Linked DNA regions of Mus musculus: region 1 is linked to region 2. Evidence: chromatin loops called from intact Hi-C (ENCODE). Cell type or tissue: left cerebral cortex. All regions are shown on one strand. Links, peaks and the distances in the headings refer to the core of each region. The heading gives the core; the rest is flanking DNA.

Region 1 (10,866 bases), core at 1,350-9,349, 230 kb after region 2:
TATTACAGAAAACCACAGATGGTCAAAATTTTGGGAACAACCGATCGCGTGGTACCCAAATTCAATCAATGGATACATCTACAATACAATCCAGAGCAAGCGCTTTATTGGCTGAGCCACATTTCCTCTCTGTTTCTTGGGGGTTTTTTTGTTGCTAAGAGACGGTCTTATGCTTGGTTGCCTGGCTTGGCAGTAGCTTTGCTCTGTAGCCTAGGATCACTGGCAATGCACCATTACCCGTGTGCTGGCATCAGACCTGTACTACCATACCTAAACTCACTGCATAGCTCTTAATGCAGTAAATATGAACAAACATTACCACATATGCAAAGGTTCTGTTCAGAGAGACAGAGACACAGAGAGAAACACACACACACACACACACACACACACACACACAGGAGACAGAGAGAAAGACAGAGAGAGGTGACTGCACGGTTAACTAGCAGTGCACTGCCTGAGGACACCAGAAGAGGGTGCTGGTTCCTCTAGAAACAGAGTGCAAAACACAGATCCTCTCCAAAAGCCACCCATCTCTCAATTCCTAAGCCATTTCTCCCTCTTTAACAAAGACTTTTTAGGCTCCTAAGACATTGATAGAAACTACGTGGGAATCAAACACAATAAACATTGAAACACTGACCAGGAGAAACCAGGCTCCTGGAGAGTTATTTTGATCCCAAACACACCCGGTACCCAATTTCTGCAACAAGATTTATTGGTTCTATCAGATACCTTTCTAAAAAATTACATTATATATAAATTATGTATAAAAATATTATATATATATATATATTTAAAGTACTTCAGCTGACATTTTATACGTTTAAAGTAAAGGCAGTCACAGTGCAAATGGATAACTAGCAGGAGGCACAGCTTCCAGTACAGCTATGAACCCCTCTGGATAACTCTGAAAACCAAGGCAAAGGGTGATAGCACCACGCTTTCCTGTATCAAACACTTGCTGCTCATATGTCTACTTATTGGCCCATTTCCCTTCTCAGTAAGAACAAGAACAGAGCCCAAGCCCAGGTCTGGCACCTTGGACTCTTGCCCTGACACTTGACATCACACAGGTGGAGCTCCACAGCTCCTGAGCTGACGTAAGTGCTTAGCATGCCTGAGGGGGTGAGACCCTGGGTTCAAGCCCCGGTACCAAAGGATGGGGGAAATCTGTAGCTCTACTCTAGGAGCCAGAAAACCTTCTGTAAAAGACTGGGTGCCAATTTTCTGGGTCTAGTCTCTTGTAAGGAAAGCACTGAAGGGGAGACAGGGTTGGTGATCAGGGGTCAGGGTGGGGCTCAGGCATCACCTCACCTGTTTTGAAGGGAATCTGCGCCCCTCCAGCAGTGATAAACTCTATGTTGCCGAGATGCAGAATTCCCGCCAGCAACCTCAAAACTTCCCGAACTTCCTCCTTGCTGAATTGCATGACTTCCATTGCCGTCTAGAAGAAAAGGAAAACCCGCCCATGACTAAGTTACACTATTAGGTACGGCTCTAAAGACAAGAAGAATAAAACACTGATGCATAACCACTGACTTTAACAATGTTCCATGTCCAAGAAAATAATGGTAATAATAATAATAAAAAACCAGAAGTGAAGATTGCCTTCAGTAGATGGCCACACGTGTGTGACACAGCCAGCCTCTTGCTTATGTTACTAAGTAGCTTAGGAATCCCTGCCTTCACAGCATGAGTAGGATGCTTTTCTCCTCCAATATTAAAGCACAACAAACACTGCTGTCTTTATAGAAGCCGGAGAGGCAAGGGGACACGCAGAAACAACAGGTACTTTGAATGCAGTGTGTTAAGTAATGTCACATTATGTTTTACATATGTTATATGAAACTATTTCATGGATGACATTAGTTTATGTTGATTGGAGGCTGTTAGAATCAAAGTGGGGTTCTCTGTGTCAAGTTGCAGCTGGCTAAATAAAGTAAGAAAGGCATCAAGGAAGGACACTGCTGCATATATGCCCTACAAGGAGAATTTCTGCAGAAGCGTTGGCACGCACCAGTGTTCTCACGGGAAGTACTACAAGGCTCTCTGTCTGCTACCCACTCGCTGCCTCCTCCTCCTCCTTGCTGCGGGTCCCTGCATAAGGGATCGTTATTTCAAAAACACCCCTGATCTGGGCTTTGAAAACTTCCCCGTGCTTCAGTATCCTCAGCTAGGAAGCTGACATACTCCCTCTGCAGGGCCATTCGAGAATCAACCCCTTATCTCCCCAGAGTCTCTTCCACTTCTTATTCTGCTTTGGTTGGTTTTTGAGGCCAGGGTCATGTGAGTGGCACAGGCTGGCTTGGACCTTGACTTCGTAATCCTCCTGCCTCAACCTCCTCATAGAAATCTAGGTGAGTGCCACCACACATGGTTTACATGGTTCAGTGCTGGCACTGAGCTCGGGCTCTGTGCATGCCTGACAAAGATGCTACCAAATCAGCACCATTTCTAACCCTTTATCTGTTCTCTGGGTCAACAAGTCCCAAGTTTTCCAAGATTCAAAGAGAAAAAAAAAAAAAAACTTGTTTGAAAAAGTAATACAGTCTGACTCATGTAGCATGAACTTACACACACACACACACACACACACACACACACACACACACACACACGGCCACGCGCCACTCAAAACCACTGTGTATATGCACTGAGGTCTATGAGGCCTAGAAATCTTAGCAGTGGTCTACAGCCAAGGATGCTGGGCATGTATGCAGTGTTTGGGAAGTCAGAGAACCAAACAGACCTTCACGCATCAAAGTCCTTGCCACTTTCACACACATTCGTGAGTCCCCAACCTAGGGGGCCAGATGGAGGCAGTAAAATAAATTAGTTGTTACTTCTGACTTGAAATAGCTTTCAAATCTCAGCCAAAAATTTTATGGTGCAATTTTGAAGGCTATATTAAAGCGGGCTATGACACTGAGCATACACTCATTGTTTGCAGTCCATGGAAAAGCAGGTGCCCTCCCAAACAATAATCATGTGGTCATTAAGAAGACTGTACGTCCCTTATGAAAACACAGCACTCAGAAAATGGCATAGAGCTGGGCGGTGGTGGCGCACATCTTTAATCCCAGCACTCGGGAGGCAGAGGCAGGCAGATTTCTGAGTTCGAGGCCTGGTCTACAGAGTGAGTTCCAGGACAGCCAGGGCTACACAGAGAAACCCTGTCTCAAAAAACAAAAACAAGAACAACAAAACAAAAACAAACAAACAAAAAAAAAACAAAGAAAATGGCATAGAACAAAATAAAACCGTAGAATTGTGCCATGTAAACTAACACTCTGAAACATTTATTGTTTTGTCTCCACTTCTATGGCCATAAGAATATGATATGTAAAATAACTTCTAATATGAGTAGTGCCTATTCCTGTCTCCTGCCCCCCTCGTTTCTTACATAAGAAAGTTTTCAGTGTTTCTAAATGTTATTCTTGACCATGTGTTTTAGTTGCTAGCAGGGGTCTTAGCTATGTGTCTAATAAATTACCTTAAATACCAATCCCTAATTCTCATAAGTTTGAGAGGAGCGAAACCTTGCTGTTTCCAGGAAGGAAGAGATTTCCTCTTCCTCTGTCAAAGTTGGACTCTTATTTATTTATTTATTTATTTATTTAATTTTTGTTTTTGGAGACAGGGTTTCTCTGTGTAGCCCTGGCTGTCCTGGAACTCACTCTGTAGACCAGGCTGGCCTCGAACTCAGAAATCCGCCTGATTCTGCCTCCCGAGTGCTGGGATTAAAGGTGTGCGCCACCAAGCCCGGCTATTTTTTTTTTTTAAGCCTTGCTTAGAACTCCCAAGAATAAAACTAAATGATTAAATAATAGGAAAATGTCACATTTGGGATGTTAGTAAAATCACCTAACACTTTTATTAATACTTATGGAGGGCTAAACCTAATAAGTAGTTGTATGTTGAATATTTACAGGTCTATAAGGATATCCATAAGGAGAATGTGCAACTAGAATATATTAGTCAGGAACATTATGTCCATTTCATATATAAATTTCCTGCATTTTAACGTGATATATCATTTTGTCCTAAGATCGGATTTCAAATGCCAACAATTGTTACTTCAATGTAACTGTAAATCTGAAACACTGACATTAAGAAAGACAAACTGTCTGAACTGGCTTGGGGCCAACAGAAGGGAACCATTTTGTGGGGGGAAACGATGCCCCTAGAAGAGCGGCCAGTACCCAACACCCTCTCAGGCCATGCTCCCTGGTGGCCGCGGCTCTCTGGGAGTGGGACCTGCAGCAAGGCTAAACTAGATAATTACCTGTCTATAACAACAGTATCTTTTAATAACAAATGGTTTTCCTTCAGCTTCCAGAAATGGGCATAAACACAAGAAGAAACTCCCAAGGACATCTCTTTCCCCTGATTCCTCAAGAATAAAGAGGGTTGCTAATTTCAACGCATGCTTCTTGATTTGGGAGAGAAAAGAAGGGTTTGCTGTGGCAAAGTGAGAGTCCAGAAAAGAATGAAGGGACTACTTAAACCCCAGTTCTTTCTGGGGCTCTAGTGCTAGGAGTCCCAGGAGATAAACAAAAACCTAGCTCTGCATTTAAAACTGCGTGGCTTTTGCATAGGACCCATGTGGTCATTCTGAATACTTTACTTATAGGCAAGGTTTTGTTCTGTATCCCAGGCTGGCTTTGCGCTCACTAAGCAGCCCAGGCTGGCCTCAAATTTGCATCAGTCACCACGCCCCAGCCTCCTCAATGCTGACATCACAGGCATTTGTCACTGTGCCTGGCCTTCACCACCTCTAGATTACCAGACACAGGGCATATGCTACATAAACAGCAGTTCTGATGCTGCACGGATTTTGTAGATGCAACCTTCTTTCTCTTCTTTAGAAGTATTTTCTATCTGAAGTTGGTTACCTTTGGCAATACAGGACTCAGAGATCTGGGGTTAATATGATATTTTAAAAGAAGACGTCACAAAATCCAGCTTTCTCTCACTAGTACCCCACAGGGGCTGGGAGACAACTGTGCTATAAGCTGTCTTTCTTCATCCTGTTCTGGACTCACACTTTTCCCAGTACAAAGCCACCTGCCTTCTAGGTTCCTAGACCCCTCCCCTCTGAGGTATATACATAGAGTATTCTCTTCAGGGGGTGCCAGACACAGAGCCCTGACCTTGTGTGTGTGGAGCCCCAGTTTTGATCCTGATAACCGAGGACAGATAGAATAGTGACAGTCAGTGTCAGAGACAGCTGGAACAGACAGAGACAGAGACACAGATGGACCACTCTGCACTGCTCTGGACATTTGTGTGGCTTTGAACAGAGATGCAGAAGGAAAGAAAATCACATCACCGCCTCGTCTGCTTTGAATTCCATTTTTCCCCCTTTCTGCTTTCCTTTGTTTTTTTGAGACAGGATCTAAGTCTGTATATTAGGCTGACTTTACACTCAGGGCAAGCCTCCTGCCTCAGTCTCCCAAGTACTAGGATTGTAGGCATTAGCCACATTCCCCACTTGAATTCAGTTTCCAACTTCAAACCAGATTATATACATGGGATGGGGAAAATTTATGTGTGATTGATAGCTGATTTGAAATCAATGATTTGGTATTTGTCTGTCACCTGTTGGGTAGAAGTTCCCTGAACTGTATAGGCTACTACTGTTGCCCTTGGTTACACACCAACCCTGGATGTGGAGACCTTATTGATGAAGACACCACATACTGAACGATCAGAGAGTTTCTGACCTTTGAATGACTTAAAATGACAAGTCTAAAGAGTCTTGAAAGCAGGAAGACATGTGTAGGTTAAGGGCAGGCTGTTCATCAGCTCTGCAAGTCTCCCAGAAGACACCATTCTAATGAGCTGGCATGGCCATTAGGAGCAGAGCTAAATCCATGTAATGTTTAGGACAGGAAGTGTGAGCACCCCTTGGTATGCACAGGGACTGGTTCCAGGCACCCTGTAGGCATTACAATCTGAGAATGTTCAAATACCTCAGAAATAGGTGTACATGCCTATGTACATCCTCTCTATACCTTATCTCCAAATTACTTATAGTGCCCAATGCAGTATATATACATAACCGTTACACTGTACTGTTTAGGAAACAGCAACAGGGAAAAAAAAAGGCCTGAATAGATGAGTACATTTAAAAACCTGACAACACGTTTTCCCTCTGCTGACAGTTAAGTATGAGACCGTGAGCAGTGGATAGACAGGGATGCATGCGCTTGTGTCTGCTATATTTATACCTGATTAGATATAGTTACATGAGTCAACCCTGGACATATTGTACTCTAAAGCTGAGGACTCTGGCAAAGACACAGCCCACCACGTGACCTCCAGCCATACTCAGATAGGCTGTTCGCAGAGTACGCTGACCAGGCTCATTCAATGCAAGTCACAGTGTCCTGAGGCATTGTGAAACTGAGGGACACTAGCAACTGTTGCCACCATGAGTCAGCACCAGTGGTAACCTTGTCCCACGGCTAAGGGAACTATTTTTCAAAAGAAATCCTACCTACAGACTCAAAACTGGAGAACTGTGGCTAGGGGTGGGGGGTGGGGTAGGGCAAAGCCTGGGGCTCTATGAGTCTTGTTTTTAAGAGTGGAGGACACTGATTCTGAACATGCTGTTCCAAGTGAGCCACACCTCTGTCCTGATTGACGCTGTCACTCATCATGTTTGAAGGATACCTAGGATTCCCCTCTAGCCCAGAAAGCAGGCTTCCCTCTGACTTACAGGAAAAGAAATAACTGTTCTTATGTGTTCTTTCAAACGTAGTTATTTCTGTTTTCCTTACCAAAAAAAAAAAAAAAAAAAAAAAAAAAAAAAACAACCCTTTTTTTTAAGAGCAAAAATGAAACTCCTACTCTTATCAGGAGAACATTTTTAAAACTGAACTTACGATAACTTGTCTGAAGGATTCCTGGTCGCTGATCGTCTTGTCTTCCGTACACCCAGACTGATTCAAGTAATGGTAGTTTTCTGGCAAAGATAAATAAAATTCTTCTACAGAAAGACAAAGAAAGATGCGACATCAGTGCCCGGCTGGTATAGCTGACAAAATTCAGAAGACATCACTGTAATTTACCTGAGTACACTGAAGACTCTATTCTGGTTTTAATAACTAGAGCACACACCCAAGTCTATATCCCAAATGACCACACACTAAGATGCTGGTAGAGCTACTTTTTAGAAATCCCAGGGAAATAAAAACTTCATTAAAGTAAGCAGAACCATAGAGAACCCATTAACGAGACTCTTGCTTTATTGTTTTCTTCTAAAAGCCAAGCATTTCGGTTAGGGATGGTTAAGTGGGAGGGCTCGCTTAGGACACAGAAGCTCTCAGGCTATCCTCTAGTAGGACAATAAAGGAAAATAAGCACACACTTAGAAATGACTGTCACCTAGGTGTGTTTTAAAAGTATAACCTTTGCCTAGGGAGATGGCTCAGTGGTTAAGAGTACTGGCTGCTCTTCCCTAGGACGTGAGTTCAATTCCCAGCAACCACGTGGCGGCTCCCAACCCTCTGCAGCTGCCGTTCCAAGGAATCTGAGTCCCTCAAACACCAGTGCACATGAAGCAAAAATAAATGATTAAAAGAATATATCATATGGGGTAGTGAGTTTGTAACGCCAGGCTCGCTGGCCAACCAGCACAGACTCAATGGCAAGGTCCAGGTTCAGTGAGAGATCCTGGCTCCAAAGGTAATGCAGAGAGCAATGGGGGTGCCTCTGACATCACCTTCTGGCCTCTATGCACAAACATGGGAACTCACTAGTTTACATGCGTGCATACAAAAATACAGACACATGTGTATGTACAGAGAAAACACAGATAAACATGTGCACACACACACACAGAAATAAAGCTGCTTGCATTACATTATATATGTCTCACAAATATCCGTTACATTCAAAGTGTACTAAGATTACAAATAGTTTGAGGTTTCTCTGCTGCTAGTTTTTCCCCTGTGCTGGGGTGATCCTCAGATGACCTCAGCCGGCATCTCTGGTACACCCGCTGCACTCACACATTTTACTGCAACTGGTGGACATCACGGACTGCTGAGGTGCCATCTACAGTGTGTTTTGAGCAGGAGACAAGCTGCCACCCCCCTGTCTCTGCTGAACCTGTTCGTCACTCACCTCGCTCTCCCTGGTCCAGCCCTGCCAGCAGTGCATAGAATATGTGATAATTCCTCTCCCCGGGATTCTGCCTCACTACTCGGTTCTGTGAGGAGAAACCAAATTTATATATATATATATAAATGTTTTTATCACTTAATACAAAACAATCTCTGAAAACTGTCATTATAGGAAAACTGAGCCATGAGTACTTACTTTTTCTAATAAATCTTCATTCGAGAAGTAATGGAAGGTCAAGGAAGAAAACAGATACTGGTGGCATGGAGGTGGGGGTGGGGAGCAGTGTGCTGGCCTGGTTGCTTGAGTTGTGGCTCACTCATCTGTCTGCGTTGCTGCTACTGGTGCCAAATGACACCAAACAAGCAAAGCCCACGTCACCTAAACCCAGGCCCAATGTCATGGTGCCCAACTGAACACTAGTGCTTGGTTCTAGTGCTGCTCCAGGGCAGACATGGCTTAAATGTAGCCCCAAGGGGCCATGTGGAAGAGCCCTCACACAAGGTGAGGCCCAAGAGAAGGTGGCTAGGTCACTGTTACTATAGTTATGCTAATGCTGATCTTACAAGCATGTCAGTTTCTTGAGACAGTCAAGGGTGGAGTCCGCCCAGTCAGGTTCTCTCTTCCTCTAACTTCTTGGCATGTGACCTCTCAGGCATGCCCCCGCCGGCCATCTAGGACGCTAACCACCATGCTACAACGGAGCAAGATGGCTTGTACCAGAGCCAGAATACTTGACTTATTAATATCTTAGCCTAAACGGTGACCTAAGATAAAGCTGCTTTAATCTTTATTTTTTTATTTGTTTGTTTGTTTATATTTCTGTGTATAGCCCTGGTTGTTCTTGCACTCACTTTGTAGACTAGGCTAGCCTCAAACACAGAGACCTGTCTGCCTCTGCCTCCCAAGTGCTGGGACTAAAGGTATGTATCACTACTTTCTGGTTTACGGCTATTTTTTTTTAAAAGGCAAAACTTGATAAATACTTTTTTTTTCCTATCAAGTATCCCGTCAGACATCACATTATAGCAACAGAAATCAGATAATAAGCGATGAATCTAGACTATGGGCATAATCTGAGACATTTCCAAAGGAAAAATGATCATTTACCTTGTAAAGTAACTAACAGGCCAGATGCAATGATATTAAAGAGAAAAGAACCCTTGAGCTAGAGAAACAAGTATTTCACGTTCTTTTGGGCCCCTTACAGTAAGAGAACAAAGTTCTCACTGTCAGGGCCAAATACAAAGCCAGCCATGAAACGAAACAGGATACAATCTACAATTCTTCCTCCCTGAATGTTTCCCTGCTGGCAGATGTTCAGCTGAACAAACTTCCCGAAGCGACTGGAGTTGTTGTTGTATACTGTCTTCGCATTGCCAAATGCTTCCATGATTGGGCTGTGGACAGAGGACAAGAGGGCATCACTCAGGGCCAACGCTAATACACACAAATGGAAGGAATCTGCAGCCCAGGGAGGGTCCAGCCTGACTCTGTTTATTTAAAGAAGAGTTGGCTTTTCTAAACACTTGCTGAGACGGGCTTCTCCTGAACATCCTCTAGAATGAGAGAGACTAAGAAGATGGTTAGCTATGCAGGGAGAGGAAGCTGCACAGCTAAGGGGACCACATGGCTCAGCTCTGACAAATGAACTTGGCTACAGCAGTGCCCGGGAGATGTACAGAAGAGACCCCCCCATCTAGGATCTGAAAAGCCCTGGATGCTGGGCCTTCCACATGTTTGCACCATGGCCTGGAGGTAATTTATTTAACATCTTCCAGATCTTCTCCAACTGTTAAACAGAGTCAGGATAGACCAAGGGTGTGACAGGCAGGGCCGTAAAGGGCCAGATGCTATTGTCAGCTTTCAGAGCATGCGGTCCCTGCTGAAACTACTCAGTGCTGCTTCTGTTGTCTAAAAGTTGCCAGAAACAGCACAAGCAAGCATGGCAGGGTCCCAAGGAAATTATTTATGAAGAACGCTGAAGGAGGCGGGTGAAGAACTCTGAAAATGGAGGGTGATGACCCTTGCTGAGCTACAGGCTGGAAGCAGGGCTAAAAACTAAAGGCATATATACTTAAGTGTAATTTGTGTGTGTGCAGGTGTATATGTGTGTGTGTGTACACAAGTGTATGCATGGTACTTTAGACCTTGAAAATGCTAAGCAAGCATTTTACCACTGAGCTGTATCTCCAACTGAAAACAAACCAAAACAAAACTGCAGGATATTATACTAGGCTGCAGTTTGCTGACCCCAGGTCAGCTCTCTGCATCCGGGGTCTGTAATGTCTCTCTCGGTACAACCTGACAAGGCGCTAATCAGACACCAAATGAGTCAGCAGATGATACTCAGCCACACAGCCTTCTGTCAGTTCATGTCAGGATCATGGCTGGGTACTGCTGATCTGTCCCAAGTGAGGCTGTGCAAATGCCCTGTGCTCACACTGACTGCGTTTCTCTGTCTGAATGCTACAGCAACTGGGTTAGTGTGTGTCTGAGAGCTTCCATCAGCAGCTGCAGTCAGTCTGCTTCTTAGAACCATGAAGTACTGCCTATAATGGCCCGACAGGGATGGGATGGGACAGAGGGAGGAAGGATGGATGGACCAGGAGATGCATCTGCCCAAGCAGGTGTTGCTGAAGGCTGCAGGAAGTGCTAAGTCCATGTCAAGACCGGTTCAATTTTGGGAGGGGCAGGAGGGGCAATGGTGGGGGGAGGGGAGACAAAGGCTCG
Region 2 (10,866 bases), core at 1,941-9,940:
CCACACTCAGCAAGTGTCCTTACAATAAACCAAAACAGAATCTCAACTACATTTTTAGACTACAAGTGAGACTCAGTTGCCCCTAACCCCTATAAGGACGGTTTACCTCGACTGCCTTTCATTTCAGAACCAGGTCACAGATGATAAACTAAGTTCTTAATAACAACACCCCTTTTCATTTCCTGTTGGTTTTCAATACGGCAAAACCCCATCTCAATTCCTTCTAAGTAGTGGGCTAAGTAAATCTCTATAATATACAAATACTTAAGAGTTTCACATGTGACCATGTCTGAGCCACGTCTAGTATGTTCAATCTAGAGAGTCTTTCCCAGCTAAAACAGGTCACCTCATTTGTTCCCAAGTTACATTGAGTATTTAAAAACTTGCCTTGCCAGGACTCTGCTGTTTAAAAAGAGACATTTCTTGAAGAAACATGCTGAAATTCATCCATGATTCTGCAATGCACTGGCTCAGTCTGGCTCTTTCATCTGGCTTGGAATTGATGACTTCCCAGCTAAAGAGAGAAAAAAATGTAATTGAACATCAGCGACAATAACAATAACACCAACAACAGTGTCCAACCACCAAACAGTCATAGCTTCAGCACATATTCCTTGAAGATTACTGTGGGCCTTATTATGCTCTGAGTTCAGAGAGCTAACCAGCCAGATACCCAACTCAAAACGCTTAGATGCTGACAGAAGCAACTAGTTACAGAAGTAGTTATGTGACTCCAACATGGGAAACATTAGGGAGGCCAGGGCTGGAGCTCTGGGACATAGTTCCTGAAGAACTCATTGTTTTAGCTCAGATCTGGGATGAATTAGTACTTTACCCCAAGGGCTGACTATAGAGCATCACAGGATATAGAGAAGCCCTAGAACAGGGGAATATAGAGAGGCCTAGAATAGGCTCTACCCTGTCCAGCCTTGCAGTGTGGTGCCAGAAACATGAATCAGGAGGAGAACGACAAGTGAAGCTGACAGGAACCAGGAATAGCTCATGTTGGGCCTTGCAGCACTTGTTGAAAACTTAAACCCTAAGAATAAGAAGTCACAGCACATTGAAAGAACCAGGGATATTAGACATAGAATGATTAATAACACCAACAGTATGGTCTCAATATATGCAGTAGCTGGCCAACTCTAGAAAAATGTTAATTCAATGGTGTCTTACTATACCCCTTTTTAATTTTGAAAACAAAATTAGTATGCATGTGGATACATGCTGTGTCACACATGTAAACATGCCACGGAGTATGACCAGAAGTCAGAGGTTAACTCTGCAAAGTGTGTTCTCTCTTCCACCGTTTAGTGCATTCTGAGGATTAGCCTCAGGTTGCCAAGGGTTCTGCATCAAATGTCTTTATTTGCTGAGACACCTCACCAGCCCAGTACTCCCTGTGCTTCTGAAGTATCTTTCCCCAGTAACACACACACACACACACACACACACACACACACACACACACACACGCTACTTTGTTTAGATGCTAGAACTTTGCTCTGAAGGCTACTTTTAGGATTTCTGTCTCAAGGATGACATCATATATTTTATTTAGTAAGTAATGCCCTAACATTGGAAATGTTAATGTTAGTATAATAATCAATTCTCCCTACAAGTTCATGTTAAGGACTTTTTGATGGATGTCAAGTGAACATTATCTGCTAATGTATTCACATTTTCAATAAAATACGATCAATTTTCCCCTTGGTGCCTTTCATTGTGATGAATACATTAATTACTTCTACAGCTTGAATACCAATGCTACTGTTTTCCTATAAATGTCTACAGATTGTATCATTTGCTGGGAAGAAAATACTCAATTTGTAACTGATTTTCCCTGATGTTTCTCCACCTTGAGAAATATCTCAGGTAATGTTTTTAAAACGACACATCCCATTATTTGCAGCTTTGATATTGGCAAAGCAAATAATTCTCACTGACAACTGAATTGTTATAATTCTGAACAGAAATACAGTGTATGCAGATTGAAATTAGTGTCTAAACAAATGATTTTGGAAAATGTAATGAATGTTGAAGACAAGAACAAATGTTTTCCGATTGTGCCAAATAGAGATAGGACTTGAATATAAAATATGAATTTGGAGATTAAGAAAGGGTATCCCTTCACATTTATGGACCATGGACTCAAAAGAATTGATCACTGCAATATAATTGTTGAAAATGCTATAGTGAGGAGCTGGAGAGATGGCTTAGCAGTGAGAAGCACGTGTCCCTCTTTCAGAGGACTCAGGTTTGGTTCCCAGCACAGCAGCTCATAACTATCTTTAGTTCCAGTTCCAGGGACCAACGACTTCTTTTAACCTCCACATGTATGCATGTGTGCAGTCCACAGATATACATACAGGCAAAACACCCATACACATAAAGATAAAATTTTTAGAAACAAATGAAACAGTGATTGTTATAGGAATATGCATCTCTATAGTCTTCAAGTGAGTCAACCATTAATTTATGTCACCATATTTTTATGGGTAACAGAATTCTACAATTTGGAGTGAGGTCAGACCTAATGTCAGTTTTTCCCATTCCTTCATGTTGTAGATGGAGAACATTTAAACACACCCAAGTTGTCTCACCTACTTAGGGACAGAGTCAAGACCTAAGAACAAGATTCATGCCTTCCAATTCCATTGAACTTAAACAATGTAACCTTCAAACAACAAATAAATTCACTGCTACCCTTTAAAAAGAAAACACGTTATTATTGAGAATAGGGAACATTCCTTGTTTCTCTTCTTCCTAGAATGAAGAAAAAAAGAACTGCGATTGACCAACACCAGTGTGGGTTCATTCAAGCCCAAGCCTTTCCAGGAAAGCAGAGCATGTCATGTGCAGAATCCAAATACTCAGCGGAAACTAAGACCCATGCGTAGTTCTGGGGGTTAGGACAAGTGACGTCTGCACGCCACTTGTTGCTCCATCACAAAACTCTAGGTTTCCCTAGAAAGCCTGGGAAACATAATAGCAGAGTAGTAATCTCTGTGAATCCTGGACAAAGTCTGGGAGATGTCTTTTCCCTCTGGCTGTCTTATCATCCTTGCAGTAGCTGATACGCACAGCAAGGCCCCACCATCATACAGGGAAGTGAAATACACTTTAGCCTTCAAAACAGTTCTAGATTTTACCAAGTTCTTAACCAAACACCACACACCATCTATGATGAAAGTTCCTCTAAGGGAGAAAATTTAGTTACCACCAGTGTAATTGTTAATATTTCTTCCTTGCTTTCAGACAGGACATGCAAACTCCAGGTTCAAAACAAAGTAGTGTCATGACTCCCTCCCAACTTGGTGTTTCTTAACAGTGAGCCAGTGGTACACTGTGGCCACTAGAGAAGGTCCACCGAAGCATCACCATTGGATCCTACCAGCTTCAGTTTCTTGGGGCCCTCATGCCTTTAGTCCTAGGAGTTTATGTCACTGCACAGGTCCCAGTCCCCTTGTAGCCAGTCTAGCTTTCAGAGAGGCTTGGCTCCAGAATCTGCAAATCTTCCTCTCTCTCAGGATAGATAGATAGATAGATAGATAGATAGATAGATAGACAGACAGACAGCTAGATCAATCTCAATGCCATTTACTTAAGTTTTCTTTAGTCTTTTTAGCAAGGTATTGATCAACCTTTAGCCCCAAACTCCTTTGTCAACAGCTGAAGAATTTATGGACTGTAAACATAATATGATGGCTCCTGGGACAAGCAGCCCCTTTATCAACAGGAAGGAGCTTTGAATTGAATTTTAGGCCAATATCCTTGCTTTTCTGTCTCCCTGTCCTGGTAAACTGTAACTAGTCATGTGCATGCTGTACGGAAGTCCACCCTTTGGAGTTTTTCATTGGTGGTGTCTGGCTCCCAGGCTACTGAAATGGGCCTGGACCTCACTTGAGAAGATCCTGGTGGAACAGTTTAGGGGAAGCTCAGAAACTTGCAAGAATAAGTGATCCAGGCACTCTGCACCATGTGTTTCTTACCCTAAGAGTCACTGTAAGCAAAATATGTGGAAGTACTATTTTAAAAAATAGACAGAGATATTTGCCAGGGCAAGATGGTATGTCAGGGGCTAGATTTACTCATTAGGCAAGAGAGAGAGAGACAGAGAGAGAGAGAGAGAGAACGCACCAAGACTCTTACAATTGCCTAGCTCACTGCCTTTACAATTTCCAGAAGCCAGAGCAGAGAGGAGCCACCCAGGTGGGATCTGTCATCTCCCTGAGCTGACCCAAGAGTGAGGAGTCCCAGGCCCGAGAGTAGATGAATAGAGAGAGTGCACTTAGTAGGTCCGCAGGGGAATCCCCTGACATTTTCAGCAGAGGATTGATAGGTGTGCCTGCATGAGAAACTCAGACAGCAGGAAAGGGCTGTAATGAACGCATAGAAAGAGCAGTGTCTGTGCGAAGAAGCCTCCATGTCCTCAACTCAACTAGAAAAACCTCAATATCCACAGTCATTGATAGAGCACCCAGTGGGGTCTTGGCTCAACAGCCAAGAAAATGAATCATCTCTGAACTAAGCTCTGCCCTGGTCCTGAGGGCAACTTTTACAACCAGGCTCCCAAAGGGCCTCCCAGATTCAGTTGTTCAGTAGATTTCAAAAAGTCAAATAGGTCTGAATCGAATTTTTTAAAAAACGAAAACTTTTGTGCGTGTCTTTGCGTTATTTTGTACTTCTTTTCCTTTAAGATGATAGTTATCAGGGCTGGAGAGATAGCTCGCCAGTTAAAAGCATGCACTGCGCTTCCCTAGACCAAAGCTTAGCTTCAAGAATGGCCCCCTCATGCAGCTCACACAGGCCTGAAATTCCAGAGCCAGAGGGGATCCAACACCTCTAGCCTCTTTGGATAACTACAGTCATGTACACAGACTCACACAAAACATATAATCTTTAAAAATATAAAGTTATCCAAAGCAAGGTTTGAGGGGGTGTGTTTGTTTGTTGCTGGTTTGTTTGTTTGTTTGTTTGTTTGGTTTCTGAATCAAGATGCCATGTAGTCCAAGATGGCCTTGAACTTGCTATGTAGCTAAGGCTAGCCTACTACTCTTGATTCTCAGACTTCTACTTGCAGAGTGCTGGAATTATAGCATGTGCTATCATGCCCAGTAAAAAGTGCTGGCTGCAGTCTAACATTTAACCTGATGGAATTCTCGTGCGCTGTCTGTGGCTTCACAGTGTAGGACACAGTATTCTCCATTAGGGGGTTCTCTAAGATCAGGAAACATGAGAGTCAACGCTCTTTAAAAATAAACTGTCGGAGCTAGAGAAAGTAGCCAAGGAGCTAAAGGGATCTGCAACCCTATAGGTGGAACAACATTATGAACTAACCAGTACCCCGGAGCTCTTGACTCTAGCTGCATATATATCAAAAGATGGCCTAGTCGGCCATCTCTGGAAAGAGAGACCCATTGGACAGGCAAACTTTATATGCCCCAGTACAGGGGAACGCCAGGGCCAAAAAGGGGGAGTGGGTGGGCAGGGGAGTGGGGGTGGGTGGATATGGGGGACTTTTGGTATAGCATTGGAAATGTAAATGAGCTAAATACCTAATAAAAATGGAAAAAAAAAATAAACTGTCTATCTGAAAGCGGGGAGATGTGCTAGCTAGGGTTTGACCAACAACACGAATACCGAAACAAGTGAGTCTTAGTGTCATTTTCAAAAAGTAAGATCTCTTGTGGGCACTTCGCTTCTCATAGTCCACTGAGTCTACAGCAAGTGTGCTTACTGTTACTGTTCCTAACTCCAGAGACTTCAAGTGAGGAGGCATAGCCCTCAACCAGCGAGATGACACATGACCACGTAGTGCCTGAGAACACACCCATGCCCACATGGCACATGTATACACACACACACACACACAGAGAGACAGAGAGACAGAGAGAGAGAGGGAGAGAGACTTCACACATGAAAGTGACATGTTAGAAATAGCTTTTAATCTCAAGCTACTAGAGAAAAATTAATTTGTAAACTAAGGGGGTTGGATAAGAGAGACAAACTTGTTAAATACAAAATGTTTTCATTGCTGTGGACAGGGTAGGATAAACTTGTTGCTGTGTGGCTATAGACTGTCCCAAAGTGCAAAGTCTATTTAAAAGTGAAGACTATTTTTCAAAACAAAACATTTTTAATATTTTCACATATTTTTAACTTGTTAAAGGAGATAATTACCAAAGAGATGGGAAAGAGAGGGACAGGAAAAACCAAGTGTGTGTGTGTGTGTGTGTGTGTGTGTGTGTGTGTGTGCTGTATGTTATGTGTGTTGGGGGAGGGACTAGAATATAAATGAATCTTGAAGGTCCAGTTTGAATTCTTAGTACTGCTAAAACCAAGAAGCAATGTACACAGCAAGGCCATCTACAGACTAAGGCCAATTTCCTTTTCATAAAGCTGTTTTTCAGTTTTATTTCTGCCATTTGTAACAAAATAAAGAACTAACACATTTTAAGCTAAAATAACTGAAAACTATACATTTTAAATTATGAGGCAGACAATTATTAAAAATAATTGTAGAATAAGATTACACAGATTAGCAAGACTTTTTATTTAGGTAACTTTTTTTTTAAGTTGAAAAGAGCCAGGGAGATTGAATAATGATTCAGATAAACAGAGAAACCCATTTCAAGTCCAGAGTGTCATGAGCAGACAACACCTTCCAGGGGACAGGGACTCTTCCGACACTTAGAAACTCAATAACCTCATTTTAGTGATCATGTCTGATTTATTATATTCCAGGTTACTGCCGAGGAAGTTGAAGTCTAGATTCTTTATCTGTGTGGCTCAAGGTCACATGGAACAGGAGTGACCGGCACAGGAAGTACACGGTCCACACTGGAACATACAGATCACTTCAGAGACGAATGGCAGAGGGCATCCATCCCTAACTACGACGAAATGAGTCAAAATAGAGACAGGTAAAGAGCAGCCCTGGTTCTAGGCCAAACTTGGGCCTCTTCTCTCTTTCAAGCACAGTAGCAGTTTCTATGCAGTTCCCAGTAGCCATCCTACAGTCTGGGGCCAGCTGCTCAGACTAAATTATATCCTTCTGTATAATGACGGACGGCCCTGACTGCGGTCTGCTAAGGGCTTCATCGGCAAGCACTGTCTCAGATCATCACTACGTGATCCTTGTTCTCTCAACAAGTCACCACAGCACCCTGCGAGTCAGGACTGGTGTGCCAGTCTCCATTTTACCCCCAGAGAAAATGGGGCTCAGGAGATCTGTTACTGGAAGCCATGCTTTTTCTATTGTCTTCATGCAGAAATTCCACTGTGATGGTTTATGATCCTTGTAATGCTCACTCCCCATTGGATTTTAAATCACATTAAAAATGTTGTGGACTCTCTTCTGAGCTCTCTGAGACAAGCAGAAAGGCCTGGGGACAGAGCTCGCTTGTTCCAGTGCTTGCCTCACACACACTTCTCTGGTAACTTTGTAGATTTTCCATAGTCATGTGTGAATTCGTGATCCAATAATCACATTCAAACATACTTAGAAGATTCCTGGCAGAGCACTATGGGAGACTGTTTCACAGTGTGATTTTATTAGAGATAGGAAGTATACATAAATCGAAGCTAAACAGTATTTTTCAGAAAGTTAGCCATGTCATCGTCCAATGTAACAAGCTTTTAAAAAAAGATTTGTAATAACTTGTCACCTAGCAACTGTGACAAACAGCTGGTGCAGCCCTCACACCTATAAATACGTTTTGGCCTAGAGACCTTTCATTCTCAGCGAGTGACTCAGGGTCTCATGCTCACTGCTGGTGACCATCTGTTGATGCTAATTCCTGTTGAATTTTTCTTAGAAAGGTCAGTCAATATCTGGTTACACACTTTACCATTTCTTAGTGTAACGTGTCGGAATTTTTTCTTAATCCCCTGGAGACTTGCTATGCCCTCTATGAGTGAATATGTGTAGGGAGAGGAACAAAATAAGGACAGGGAAATGTCTCTCTCCACACACAGAATTAGAGCCATGACGAAGCAAATGGGATGTGTCAACTGGAGGATTAAACAAGCAAGCAAGAGATTAAACAATTACAGAGTGCTCAGAGCGGTCTCTCACTTTCTCAGACCAATTAGGCAAGGAGCACCTTCTCCCAGGGACAGGGACAAAGAGGCGCCAGCTCCGTGCCTGTTTTTCTTACCCACAGAAGCTGAGCCCCACCTTCTTTGGGCAACTTAGTGTTCTGTTTAGACCCCTCATACACGAACACGCACACAAACATGTACACTTACACACAATCATGCATGCATGCACACACACCCCTCCCTCCCTCCCTCCCTCCCTCCCTCCCTCCCTCCCTCCCTCCCTCCCTCCCTAGTTTGAAAAGGAACAGGAATTGGCCAGTCCTTGAGACTGTCCTTCCCCCATGTATCTCAAACTAAGCAGTGCCACTTTGGGACAGGGAGACACGATTATCTAATCCACCATCTAGAAGGATGCTTTCTTCTGCTAGCTGGGAGATTCTTTTGACGTGCCTGAGGATAAGACACCAGCCATTTTCAACTTTTCTGCCTTTGTTAGTGTCTAATAACTAGGCTCTATAAGACAAGGTCCCAAGCAAGGAAATGACCTTCCCAAGTATAAGGCAAGCAAGCACTCAATGGAGACATGTGGAAGACTAAGAGGCCCGTCCTTCTTGAATACCAACGCCAAGATTTGATTCAATCACTTCCCTGTCTGTCCCGAAGCAGGAAAAGACTTCCACTCTATCCTCAAAGGGCAGATAAAAATCAGAGTCAAGAACCAGGCTTCACGGAAAGCAACCTGTTATTGTGGAGGGAGTATGCCAACTTCGAATTCTATTTGATCTGTAGTTTCCAGCAAATTACAGTCCAGGATTTATTGCACTTGGGCTCAGAAGTAAATGTCCATTCCCTGGTTTTTGGATCTTAGGTTTAGAGGTATGAAACTGGTGACAATTTTTTTTTAAAAGAATATGTTTCTTAGAATTGAAAAACGATCAATGGACAACATAATTCCTGATTTTGCTCTTTAGAGATTAGACTAATGACACTGGGTCTGAGCCCAAACTGACAGAATTGCCGAGTCATTCCAACTTGTGTCTAATACAAAGGCCAATTAATTAATTAATCATTAATTAATACAAAAGAAAATTAATTGTGATGTATATGATAAAGAAGGATAACATGGGTTCTGGAAAAAAAACTTGATGACTCTCCTGCATTGCACAGGTATCAGCTACTAACCAACACGGTGGACCGTTTGACTGTAGGTCACATTCATGCCTTGAGCCTTTCTTTAAAGAGTGTACTTATTTGTTTCTTTCTGTAGGTAAGCCATCAGTTGAATGAAATAATTAGCAGCTATGAAAAGAATATATCCATGCCAAATGACCACACCCTACTGGGCATAAAATCAACTGCATTCTCAACGGGGTATCTCTGCTCTGCTAAACTCGTGTATATTTTGAAAAAAACTTGATATGGTGTAGATGGTGCAGGTGTTAATGGTAAATTAGCATAATGCAGTACCCACGGGCAGCATGAGGGTTAAATGGGTGCAGTATGAATTTGGCGGTGTGGAAGGCACAATTAAAGAGGCCCTCTACTGCCTCATTTCCACACACACTATTAATTTGCTGCAGAAGCCTCCCTTTTAAAAATGTGTATTCATAAACGAAAGGGAATACAGTATACCAAAAGAGGATGGGGGCAGTCTAGGCTGAACCATACCAGTGACAGGCTCCTGCTCATCACAGTCCTTCATTCTTACCTGTGGGTGACAGACACTTATCTTTGCCACTGGAGTAATCGGCTGGCTCAAGTTTCTGCCGGCGGTGTGCAGGGGAATTTAATGACTGCCACCTGCAATTTATGTGCGTGTGTGTAAAATGTCAAGCAGTGTACTGGAGATCATCTGCTTAGCCAAAGGCACTTTGAGGAAATCACTTTCAAGATACCAGAGATGCAAAAGGATGCTGCTGTGTATGTGCCCACCCATCACAGCTCTCAGATGCGGGAGATCTACCTATTCCTCTTCTCCACGGGGGGCACTGTTTACTGGCCATGCCCAGTAGTAAAATGACTTTAGATGCCTTCTGTCTTGTGCACAGGCACATACCGATGCACAAATACACAGCTGACAAATAATCCTTCTACGTTCTGTTTGTATGCAATATGTTGCTTATATCAATGAGATTAGAAAAAAAAAAAGTAATACAGAGAAATGGCTTTCTGATGTAGCCCAGTCATTTACTTTTCCTGGGTGAGAAGCATCCAGAACCACAGAAGAACTACGGTGGAGCGTCCTTTTACTGAGCCTGGCCAATAGAACTACGGTGGAGCGTCCTTTTACTGAGCCTGGCCAATAGAACTACGGTGGAGCGTCCTTTTACTGAGCCTGGCCAATAGAACTACGGTGGAGCGTCCTTTTATTGAGCCTGGCCAATAGAACTACGGTGGAGCGTCCTTTTACTGAGCCTGGCCATCCCAAGCAGTGTCTCCACACAAGCACGTAGATCCATTTTACAGGGTGGTAAACATTTTTATCCTAAACTTCTCGGGAACCTGGACCCTTAGGTGAAGGCTACAGAGGTAATGAGTCTTTGGGAATGCAAACACAGCCACATAAGACTAATGGGGCTTGCTGAGCAAAAGAAAGCCACTTCTTTTTAAATGAGCACTAATTATTTTAAATAAACAATATACAAAAGAAACCGGGAGAGATCCCCATCATCCCTCTGTTAGGGACGCTATGCTTTGAGTTACTTTTTGATGATGTTATGGTTAGTTTTAATTATCAACAGGACACAGCCAGGAGTCACCCTGGGAGAAGGACTTCCCAGGATGCCTGTGAGGAGTTACCTGAATTCCATTAGCTGACAG

Evidence for each region. Peaks named below come from ENCODE experiments on the same cell type or tissue, not always from the same donor. Only the 100,000 strongest peaks of a DNase experiment are listed, where the experiment ranks them.
Region 1: a loop joins it to region 2, with 5 times the contacts of the local background. A loop is called at or near these places in 9 of 42 quality-filtered maps.

The regions. Positions count from the first base shown.
Region 1 is chr15:25,722,551-25,733,416 of GRCm38, reverse strand. Myo10 (myosin X) reads right to left here. Exons shown (of 41, transcript NM_019472.2): 6 at 9,409-9,533; 7 at 8,332-8,345; 8 at 8,137-8,221; 9 at 6,894-6,997; 10 at 1,318-1,447. Among named protein-coding and RNA genes, the nearest start is that of Myo10, 110 kb to the right of the region's middle. In left cerebral cortex, for the core only: a CTCF peak has its summit at 2,205; DNase peaks (open chromatin) are centred at 2,137 and 6,290.
Region 2 is chr15:25,953,872-25,964,737 of GRCm38, reverse strand. Retreg1 (reticulophagy regulator 1) reads right to left here. Exons shown (of 9, transcript NM_001034851.2): 4 at 388-514. Among named protein-coding and RNA genes, the nearest start is that of Mir7212, 11 kb to the right of the region's middle. In left cerebral cortex, for the core only: CTCF peaks have their summits at 5,181 and 9,421; a DNase peak (open chromatin) is centred at 5,200.